Linked DNA regions of Homo sapiens: region 1 is linked to region 2. Evidence: read pairs that join two places in POLR2A ChIA-PET (ENCODE). Cell type or tissue: B cell. All regions are shown on one strand. Each heading gives the region's core, and the rest is flanking DNA. Links, peaks and the distances in the headings are about the cores only.

Region 1 (5,282 bases), core at 907-4,906, 1.3 Mb after region 2:
CGACCTCCTGGGCTCAGTGATCCTCCCACCTCAGCTTCCCAAGTAGCTGGGACTACAGGCATGTGCCACCATGCCCAGGTAATTTTTTTTTTTGTAGAAACAGGGTTTCAAAAATTAGCCGGGTGTGGTGGTACACGCTTGTAATCCCAGCTATTCAGGAGGCTAGGCACAAGAATCACTTGAACCCGGGAGGCAAAGATTGCAGTGAACCAAGCTGGTCTTGAACTCCTGGCCTTAAGCGAACCTCCTGCCTCAGCCTTCCAAAGTGCTGGGATTACAGGCATGAGCCACTGTGCCCGGCCTGATACTCCTTTTTAAATGCTTTGAAGACTTTGGTTTTTTAACAAAGTGTTGAAAAAAAGAAAAAAAAATTGAAAACCTCTGATACTGGAGAAAAATGCTAAACTAGAGTATCCAAAAGCCTGGGTTGGGGCACAGATCACATAAGTTCTTAATGCATCATTTGTTAAATCTGTGAAATGGAGCAGACACTGTCTGGCTTCCAGGGGCCACACTGACTGTGGATTAAATGAGAGAACACACAATGTGCCTGGCCCAGGGGTCTTAGGCGAAGTTGGTCTTTGCGGGGGCCCCAAGGGGATGCATGTGACTGTGCAGGAAAAGGGTGCTCAGTCCACCCATGCTGGGCAGGGGCGGAGACCAGCCTGACTTTGGCCCTTATCGACTGAGACCCTCTCCAAGCTCCCTCCACCCTGTTCCATGCCTCAGCCTCCCCATCTGGAAAATAAAGAAGGTTGGTCTAGTAGTCTCTGAGGCTTGTCCAGGCTCAGACATTCTACTACTGTGAAACTGTCTGCCTTGATGCCCCCATTCTGTAGACATCAGATGGGTCAAAGGGTGGCTGACTCACAGCCAGACTCCAGGCCTCTCTTCACTTGAAAATTCGTGACCTCAAAACCTTGGCCCATCAGTGCCCAGGCCAGGGCAGTGCCCTTGGCCCTTGGCCCTTTGCCCCAGGCCTTGGCCCAGCAGTCCTTTTCTACCAAGCAGCTTCAGGGCCCTCCCACGCTGGCTCCCAAAGGTCGGGTTTAGCGGGGGACCAGAATTTGGGCATCCCTGGCAACAGTTCTCTAGCTCCCAGAAGCCCAGGGGCCTAGACCCCAGTTTCCAATTACTTCTCCTCCCTGGGTCTCAGTTTCCTCATCTGTCACACGGGCCTAAGGGGTGAGAAATGTTGCTGTATAACTGCAGGCGGGCCGTCTCGAATGCTAGTAGGACCTGAGTCATCCACCCAGCCTGGGTCCCACAAACGCCTCGAGTTCAGCTGGAGAGATCCTCTGCCTCCAGGCCTGCCTGTCATCCGAGAGGCCCAGACAGGGCGGGTAAGTTATTTATACAGGCCCTCCTCACCCCACAACGATTATCTTACTCCTCCTGGTGCAATCCAGGCCCCTGCTGTGGTTTCAGACCCAGAGTTATTTATAGTCAGTGGAAATTAGTGCCTCAGCCGATGGCTCCCTAGGACCCACCTGCCCTAGCCTCCACCCCAAAGGGAGAGAGCAGGCAGCAGGCAAAGAAGATGTCAGAGGTCGGAGGAGAGTGTCACATGCAGGTACAGTGTGATGAGAGTATCTGACACTGGATTGGCAGGCAGTTGGACAGAGCAGTCGCCAGGAAGTAGGACGAAGGAGAAACGGCCCACACTGAGGAGGGCAGGCTGTTGGGTGAGCCCTTGGGAAAGCTCTGCTGGAAAGAACAGCAGAATGGAGTGTTCCCTGGGGCCTCCCCCTTCAGCACACCCCAGCTCAGTGGGGTCAGAGCAGCTGGAATAGGAGCCTGAGAGACTCATGGACCCATGAGACAACAGGTCTGGAAGGGCCTTCAAGGACCATCTGATTCAGTAATCCCAGGGTGCACATGGGGAGACTGAGACCCAGGAGAGAAGGGACTTGCCCAGCACACAGTGGGTATGGGCCAGGGGGCAGAGACACCCGCCACCCCCCTCCCTGCTCTCCCCTGCAACCTCCTGGCTCCCTGCAGAGCCTCAGCTCAGCCACGCCATCCAAAGACCACAGACTGAGTGGCTTAAATGACAGAAATTCATTCTCTCACAGTTCTGGAGGCTTGTAGATGGCCATCTTCTCCCAGTGTCTGTTCACATTATCTTCCCACTATGCATATCTGTCTCTCTGCCCAAATTTCCTCTTTGTATACGGGTGTCAATCATAGCATGGATTAGGCCCACCCTAATGGCCTCATCTTAATTTAGTATCTGCAGTGTCCCTATCTCTACAATGACTCTATCTCCAAATACCACCACAATTTTAAGGTACTGAGGGTTAGGACTTCAACATATGGATTTGGGGGAGCATGATTCAGCCCAGAACACTCTGACATGGGAAAACCACTTCAGTCCTCAGAACTGAAGCTTTCGCTTCTGTAAAGTGGGGACATGAACAGGACAGCAAGCGGACTGTAATGAGGGACACGCTCACTGCTGTACTGATGTGTCTGTCCCCCAAGCCCGATGCTCAGTGGGCGTTAAGAAGTGGGCGTTAGGAAGTGGCAGTGTGGTGAGAGAGTTAAGAGGCAGACATCCTGGGTCTGAACCCCAGCTTTGCCACCCACTAGCTATGTTGTGCTGAGGAAATGACATCACCTCTCAGAATCTGTTTACTCAGTCTGTGAAATCATTCTTATTCCTGGGCTGTGAGAAGTAATAAATGAGCTGATGTGAGTCAACACACTTAGCACTGCCCAGGAAACCCCTGGAAGTGGAGACCATCATCATTATTATTATTACTATTACTATTATCATTATCATCATCATCATTATATAGGTTAAGAAGCTGAGGCCCAGAGAGGGAGGCATCTTGCGCAGCCTCACACAGCCATCTGGCACAAAACTAAATGAGAACTCAGGTCTCCCAATCCACAGTCCCAGATTTTTCAACCACGTCTCTATGTGACACTAAAGGGGAAAAGAAGACAAGTAATTCCTAAGTGCCCCACATTAGGAAAGTAACTAAGTACCTTTTAGCTTCTCCACGTGCCTTTGGGACATTATGGAAAAAGATTGTTACAGAGAATGCAAAGCCACGTGGATGAGGCTCAAGAAATAATGTGATGTTGAAAAAGTGGGTTTAGCATCGTATGTCCTGACAATGGCAACACCTCCACGAAGACAGATGCAAGGGGAAAGGGGCTGGCAGGAAACATCTAGAATGTACCCCATGTTGTGGCTGAAGGGTGAGACTGGGGTGATGGTTCTTTCCTCAGCCTGTTTCTGCCTGTGTGCCGATGTCGCTCCACTAAGGCACGTCGGTCGTAAACAACAGAAGCTGACTGGGCAGCATAGTGGAGGCAAGAGGGCAGCTTAGGAGTGGGCTCTCCAAGTTGGAGCAAAGGCTGGAAAACCCAGCTCAATTTTCCAGAAGGAAACGGGGACATGCAGGGATCAGTGGCACGACTCACTAAGTAAATGTCCCTTTGGGGAACTGCAGGTTGGGAAAAATCCACTACAAAAGCTTCTTTTGGTCCTTGTATAGCTCAGGATTCCAAAGCAGCCTGTGCTGGTGAATGTTAACCCCAGCTCTCTAGTTGCGAGGGAATCCTCTTTTGCAGTGGGTGCTGATTTCCTTGGTGTAAATACCACCACGTTACCCACGTGACATCATTAAACACAGAGTTGGGACGAGAGGCGCAGCCGCACACCATTATACGGTATTTCTACCATGCAGATACAATAGACTGTCTACTAGAGAGAATAGATAATAGTGAAATGTAGTAAAATAATTAGGAGGTGATAAGTTTGGGGTATTTGTTGCCTTTTAAAATATAATTTATATAATTGTAGGTTTATATAATTGATTTCTAATGATGGCTATAATTAACAACCAGCTCACAAAATACCTGAAATTTTAGCCATCAGCTCTCACAAGCAAGTGTGAGCTGGCACCAGCAAATCACTGATTCTACGTCCCAGGAGACAGCATCCCTGGGAGGTGATTGGCCTAGCTTGATCACATGCCCACGCTTAGGCCAGGAAGGTGGGGACACTTTGACTGATCGTCACCAAGACTCTTCCCAGTTGGGGAGACCAAATCCCCTAAAGGAAAGCAGAATGCCACTGGACAGCCAAAACTCAACACAGGCCTTTGCTTCTCTTCTTGATAATTTCTTTAAGCTGTAGTTTTTTCTTTTATAATATCTTTTTTATTTCTTTTTTAAATTCATAGTGCTTGAAGTCCCAGAGTCTTTTAAAAAGGCTCCAGGGCTCAATTCTGAGAACAGTGAACTGAAGGACCCAGCCAGGAGAGGTACGGAGGCTCAGAGCAGCCATACCCACCTCTACCTCCTCACTTCCCAACCCCTCCCACCTTCTCCAGAGTGTAAGTAAATGAGCTAAACCTCCTGCCCACCTGTCACCCTGCCTGAAAGTCCACCTTTACAAGTCCCCCAAAAGAACATAGGCAGCCCAAGTTGAGAAGTATCTTAGGGCAGAGTCTTCACAAATACCCGTAAGGCAGATGAGGGTGAATGGGAGCCTCAGAGGTCTGGAGTGGCCCAGATACTGGAGAAGTGCTCTTGAAGGCTTAGGCCTCACCTCAAAATGGGGACAGGGTGGTCATCCTAAGCCTAGTGAATTCATGATTGACTGCGAGGCCTGTGGACCCTCCAGGAAGATGTAGGAGCTCAGGTGGCCAGGGTGAAGAACCATACCACCCCCTCAATGAGAACCTCAGACCCCCCTGCTTCCTCCTTATTTGGGACCACCTGGTGGCCAGCAGAAGACCAGGGGATCTGATTTAGGATGGGAGCCGGAGGGAAAGTGCTGCCCCATGCTCCGGTAATGGTCCGGTTGGGGGGTGACCACCTTGTGTCAACAGCTCAGGCCCTGACGTGGGAGATGCCACTCCTACCCCCATTTTGCATGTGAGGAAACCGAGGCACAGAGGGGTTGACGGACTCGCCCACGTCGCACAGCTGTGAAAGGCAGGCCTGGATGAGACCAGACCTTGTGCTCTTAACCATTTGTCAAAGGGAATGAAGGGTCATTCCTAGAACTCTCTTCCCCCATAGAGGGCACAGGATGCTGGCTCAGAAGCCTGAAAGTTTTCAGTTGCTCCAAACCACACTGGGGCTCAGGCCCAAATATGAGGAAGAGGGGCCAGGGGAGGGGCCAGGAAGATACCTGATCTGCCAATGGGGCAACTGAGAATTTGACCCCAATTTCCAGGCCTCACTCATCTGCCTCCTTCTGGCCAGTGACATCCTCAAGGGCACCTCGGCCTGGGCCTCATGGGCTATAAGTAGATAAA
Region 2 (5,282 bases), core at 839-4,838:
AGACCCTGTCTGAAATAATAATAATAATAGTAACATCTGTAAGCAAGCAGTTGCTTCTCAGTGCACTGTGAATATGAGTCACTTGGGAAGCTTGCTGAAATGCAGATCCAATTCAGCAGGTCTGGGTGGGTCCTGCAAGCCTGCATTTCTAGCAGGCTCTCAGGGGATGCTGGATGCAATTAGTCTGCAGGCAATCCTGAGGAGTGAGGGGCATAAGCAGGTGGACTCCGGAATTGGACCACCAGGGTTTAATTCTAGTTGCATTCTTACTGTCTTTAAGACCTTGGACAAGTAATTTAATGTCTGCATGTTTCAGTTTCTTTGTGTGCATAAGGAGGATGCCTACAGTTCCTACCTTACAATAGAATTGTTATGAGGCCAAAATTCGGTACTTGTTGTAAAGCACTTAGAGTGGTGCCTGAAACATAGTGAGTGCTCCTCAAACATTAGTTATTATTATTATTTTAGATTATTTCTTATTCTTTCCTCTCTCCCTGAAATAAGATCATTTGGTTTTTCCACTGAGTTCTTTGGTTCCCAGAAAAGTAGAAATGCACCTGTTCTCACACTATGAGAAAAGAAAGAAGTTATTACTAGATGGGATTTTTAGCGCTCCTCCACCAAAAATGGCAAACATCTGGTTCACTCTTCACTCATTCTTTTCTTTTCTTTTTTCTTTTTTTTTTTTTTTTTTGAGACAGAGTCGCCCAGGCTGCCAGGCTGGAGTGCAGCAGCGCGATCTCAACTCACTGCAAACTCCACCTCCCAGGTTCAAGCAATTCTCCTGCCTCAGCCTCCCAAGTAGCTGGGATTACAGGCACATTCCACAATACCTGGCTAATTTTTGTACTTTTAGTAGAGACGGGGTTTCACCATGTTGGCCCAGGCTGGTCTCAAACTCCTGACCTCAAGTGATCCACCCACCTCAGCCTCCCAAAGTGCCGGGATTACAGGCATGAGCCACTGCACCCGGCCAGGTTCACTCATTTTTATTCCCTGCCCATAGCATACATTAATAATCAATCTCGACACTTTGTCACTAAGCCTCAACTGTGCTGCCAGAGCCCTTCTCAAAAGAGGGCTCCAGGCAGAGCAGGTGCTCAAAAGGAAACCTGTTTGCCTAACTTGATCTGGTCTCAGCTCCCCACAGAGGGGAAGACTTGGAATATGCAGAGGTATAGAATGACTCACTTTGTCACCTAGAGAGGAGTGTGAACTAGAACCCACATCTTCAGATTCCTCAGTGCTTTTTGTGGAACAAGTCGGAGTGAAGAGAAGAAAACAGGAGAGATTCATGAAAGTACATCATAAGCAAAGGGATATAGACTAGAAAAACACATTTTCCACAGCCAGGTTAGTGCAATGAGGGGAACAGTAGATGTCTATATGTACTACGAGCAATTCAGATTGGCAGCCGTTGATATTCCCCTTATTTGCCCCTTAGAAGTATGACATGGGAGGACAAACTGGAATACAAACTACTTATTGGCAATTGGCGTGGAAGGGAAAACTTTTTTTATAACACTCACCCATTGAACAGCCTTAAGAAATTGTTAACTGATGAACTGAACTCCTTAGCCCCTTCCACACGTGTCATTGGTTGTGGCCATCTTAAAGCCATTCCACCCCACGCCCACATGGACCATGTTTCTCATCACTGGACTGTGCTTGACTTCACTGACCCTCATGGCTGTGTGGCTTCCAGGGAGATCAGCCGGCAATCATTTCTATGGATTAGTGGAAAGGGAAGAGTCAGGCTGGGCATGGTGGCTTACGCCTGTAGTCCCAGCACTTTAAGAAGCTGAGGTGGGATGATTGCTTGAGCCCAGGAGTTCAAGACCAGCCTGTGCAACTCACTGAAACCCCATCGCTACTAAAAATACAAAAAGTTAGCCGGGCATGGTGGTATATGCCTGTAGTCCCAGCTACTCAGGAGGCTGAGGTGGGAGAATCACCTGAGCCTAGGAGGTTAAGGCTGCAGTGAGCTGAGATTGTACCACTTCACTCCAGCCTGGGTGACAGAATGAGAAGAAGAAGAAGGAGGAGGAGGAGGAGGAGGAGGAGGAGGAAAGAAGAAGAAGAAGAAGAAGAGGAAGAAGAAAAAGAAGGAGGAGGAAGAGGAGGAGGAGAAGAAGAAAAAAAAGGAGGAGGAGGAGAAGAAAAAAAGGAGGAGGAGGAGAAGAAAAAAAGGAGGAGGAGAAGAAGGAGAAGGAGGAGAAGAGGGAGGAAGAAAAGGAGAAGGAGGAGGGGGAGGAGAAGGAGAAGGAGGAGAGGGAGGAGAAGGAGGAGGAGAAGGAGGAGGGAGCAAAAGAGGGAAGAGAACAAGGAGGGAGGAGAAGAGGAAGGAGAAGAGGAGAGAGGAGAAGAGGAGGGGGAGGAGGGGCAGGAGGAGGAAGTGTAAGAGGAAGAGGAAGAAGAGGAAAAAGAGGAAGAGGAAGAAGAACAGGAAGAAGAAAGAGAAGAATCAGATTCTCTGAGCAATCTGAACTATGAAGATACGGAAGGAGTCAGTTACCTATGGGGGCAAAAGCTAAAAGGGGTAATAGAGATAGCAATAAGGGAGCCAAAGCTGTGAGGAAAGTCCTTGGCAGAGAGATGAGAAAGAACTAGATTGGGGAGGACGCACAAAGAAACAGAGCGAAAGGGAAACTGAGAAGCTGTGCAGTCGATGGGTGAGAGCACAACACAGCCACAACGCGTCCTTCCTACTCTGCACTTTTTTTTCATTTTCCTTTTTACAATGTTTTACTATGAAACAGGGCTGGGTGCGGTGGCTCATGCCTGTAATCCCAGCACATTGGGAGGCAGAAGTGGAGAATCACCCAGAGGTGACTGAGGATCACTTGAGGTCAGGAGTTCGAGACCAACTTGGTCAACATGGCGAAACCCCGTCTCTACTAAAAATACAAAACTTAGCTGGGCGTGGTGGCAGGCGCCTGCTACCTTAGCTACTCAGGAGGCTGAGGCAGGAGAATTGCTTGAACCCAGGAGGTGGAGGTTGCAGTGAGCTGAGATTATGCCACTGCACTCCAGCCTGGGTGAGAGAGCGAGACTCTGTCTCAAAATAAAAATAAAAATAAAAATAAAAAATAGGCCAGGTGCGGTGGCTCATGCCTGTAATCCCAGCACTTTGGGAGCCCGAGGCAGGTTGATCACCTGAGGTCAGGAGTTTGAGACTAGCCTGGGTAACATGGTAAAACCCCATCTCTACTAAAAATACAAAATTAGCCAGGCATGGTGGCACATGCCTGTGATCCCAGCTACTCAGGAGGCTGAGGCAGGAGAATCGCTTGAACCTGGGAGGTGGAGGTTGCAGTGAGCCGAGATCATGCCACTGCACTCCAGCCTGGGCAAGAGTGAGACTCCATCTCAAAAATAAAAAATAAATAAATAAATAAATAAAAATATAAAAATAAAATAAAATAAAATAAAATCTTTTGCTATGAAACAATCCAAACATGTAAGAGCAGATAGAGTAGTGTCACCCCCCCCCATCCCCCACTGAGGGGCTACCTCAACACCCTCCTCTGTACCCATCCTCAGCTTCAACAACGATCAACTCTGGGCCAATCTTGTGTCTTTGCTACCTCCACTCAGTCACCCCCTTGATTATTTTGTTTTTAAAATACACTTCTGGCGCATTTATAAAATCCTTGGGTTGAAATATATTCTCATCAGTGGTCTATGTACAGCCTACCTTTATTTGTTAGCTACTTAAGCAGTATTGTTTTCTTTTTGATTTGCCCAGTTATGTTCCTTATACATTTTTTAAACTTGTGGTAAAATATACATAATACAAAATGTACCACTTTAACCATTTTGAAGTGTTTAGTTCAGTATGGCATTAAGTACATTCACACTACTGTAAAACCATCACTTAAGTTTTTTTTTTGTTTTTGTTTTTTTTTTTTTTTGAGACAGGGTCTCACTCTGTCACCCAGGCTGGAATGTAGTGGTATCAACACAGATCACTGTAGCCTCAACTTCCTGGACTCAGGTGATCCTACCATGTCAGCCTCCCAAGTAGCTGGGACTTACAGGCATGTGCCACCACGCCCAGCTAATTTTTGGATTTTTTGTAGAGATGGGGTTTCGCGGTGTTGCCCAGGCTGGTCTCAAACTCCTGAGCTAAAGCAATGCACCCGCCTTGGCCTACCAAAGTGCTGGGAATACAGGCATAAGCCACTGCGCCTGGCCTAGGTAGTTATTTTAATAGAGAACCTGTGAACCTACCAAGCTAGGACCTAGACAACAATGTTTAACCAAATGGTTTTCTCCCATCCAATCCCATGCCTGCCCCCACCCCCACCCAGGTAATCCTGGCATCATCATCCCCTCAATTTTTATTTTATTTTGTTTTTATTTTATTTTATTTTTGAGACTCAGCTCTGTCGCCTAGGCTGGAGTACAGTGGTGTCATCTCAACTCACTGCAACCTCTGCCTCCCGGGTTCAAGTGATTCTCCTGCTTCAGCCTCCTGAGTAGCTGGGACTACAGGTGTGAGCCACCATCCCCAGCTAATTTTTTGTTTTGAGACGGAGTCTCACTCTGTCACCCAGACTGGACTGCAATGGCATGATCTCGGCTCACTGCAGCCTCCCGGGTTCAAACAATTCTCCTGACTCAGCCTGCTGAGTAGCTGGGATTATAGCAGCGTGCCACCACATCTGGCTAATTTTTGTATTTTTAGTAGAGACGGGGTTTCACCATGTTGGCCAGCCTGGACTTGAACTCCTGACCTCGTGATTCGCCCACCTTGGCCTCCCAAAGTGCTGGGATTACAGGTGTGAGCCACCACGCCTGACCATTTTTTTTTTGTATTTTTACTAGAGATGGGCTTTGCCATGTTGGCCAGGCTGGCCCTGACTTATTTTTTATATCATTTTATTGCAGATATATGTACCACTAAAATTATTTTTAATTTTATTTTTAACATTACAAATAGAGTATTATGCTGTATGTAATCTTTTGGGACTTAATTTTTTCAGTTAACATTGTCAAGATGCATCTGTATTGTTGAGGTCACTGTAAGTCATTTTAATTTAGGTTACTGTATAATATTCTATGTGTCTGCCACGTTCCACTTCCAGTCCCCCTAGACCTTTACAACAACCCCCCTTTTTCTTACAGTAACTTGAGTGTGTCTCTCCTTTGCACAACTAAAAGAGCCAGACTAAAACGACCAGGCTTAGATGTTGCCAGAGCTAAGTCACGCTAATGCTGATGTAAGGCAAAGAGTGAGATTAATCCTTGCAAAGGTCGAAGACTGGTCACATCCATGA

What was found. Peaks named below come from ENCODE experiments on the same cell type or tissue, not always from the same donor. Only the 100,000 strongest peaks of a DNase experiment are listed, where the experiment ranks them.
Region 1: POLR2A ChIA-PET joins it to region 2 with 5 read pairs; 1 of 35 experiments calls an interaction of 5 or more read pairs at or near these places.

The regions. Positions count from the first base shown.
Region 1 is chr3:10,434,754-10,440,035 of GRCh38, reverse strand. The region is part of intron 2 of ATP2B2 (ATPase plasma membrane Ca2+ transporting 2); the gene reads left to right. Among named protein-coding and RNA genes, the nearest start is that of MIR885, 43 kb to the right of the region's middle. In B cell, for the core only: no CTCF peak of the experiment used is centred there; a DNase peak (open chromatin) is centred at 2,535; H3K4me3 peaks cover 609 bases; H3K27ac peaks cover 1,803 bases.
Region 2 is chr3:11,722,213-11,727,494 of GRCh38, reverse strand. It overlaps a transcript of TAMM41 not described here. Among named protein-coding and RNA genes, the nearest start is that of VGLL4, 81 kb to the right of the region's middle. RefSeq lists an enhancer at 2,697-2,746. In B cell, for the core only: no CTCF peak of the experiment used is centred there; a DNase peak (open chromatin) is centred at 2,494; H3K4me3 peaks cover 706 bases; H3K27ac peaks cover 299 bases.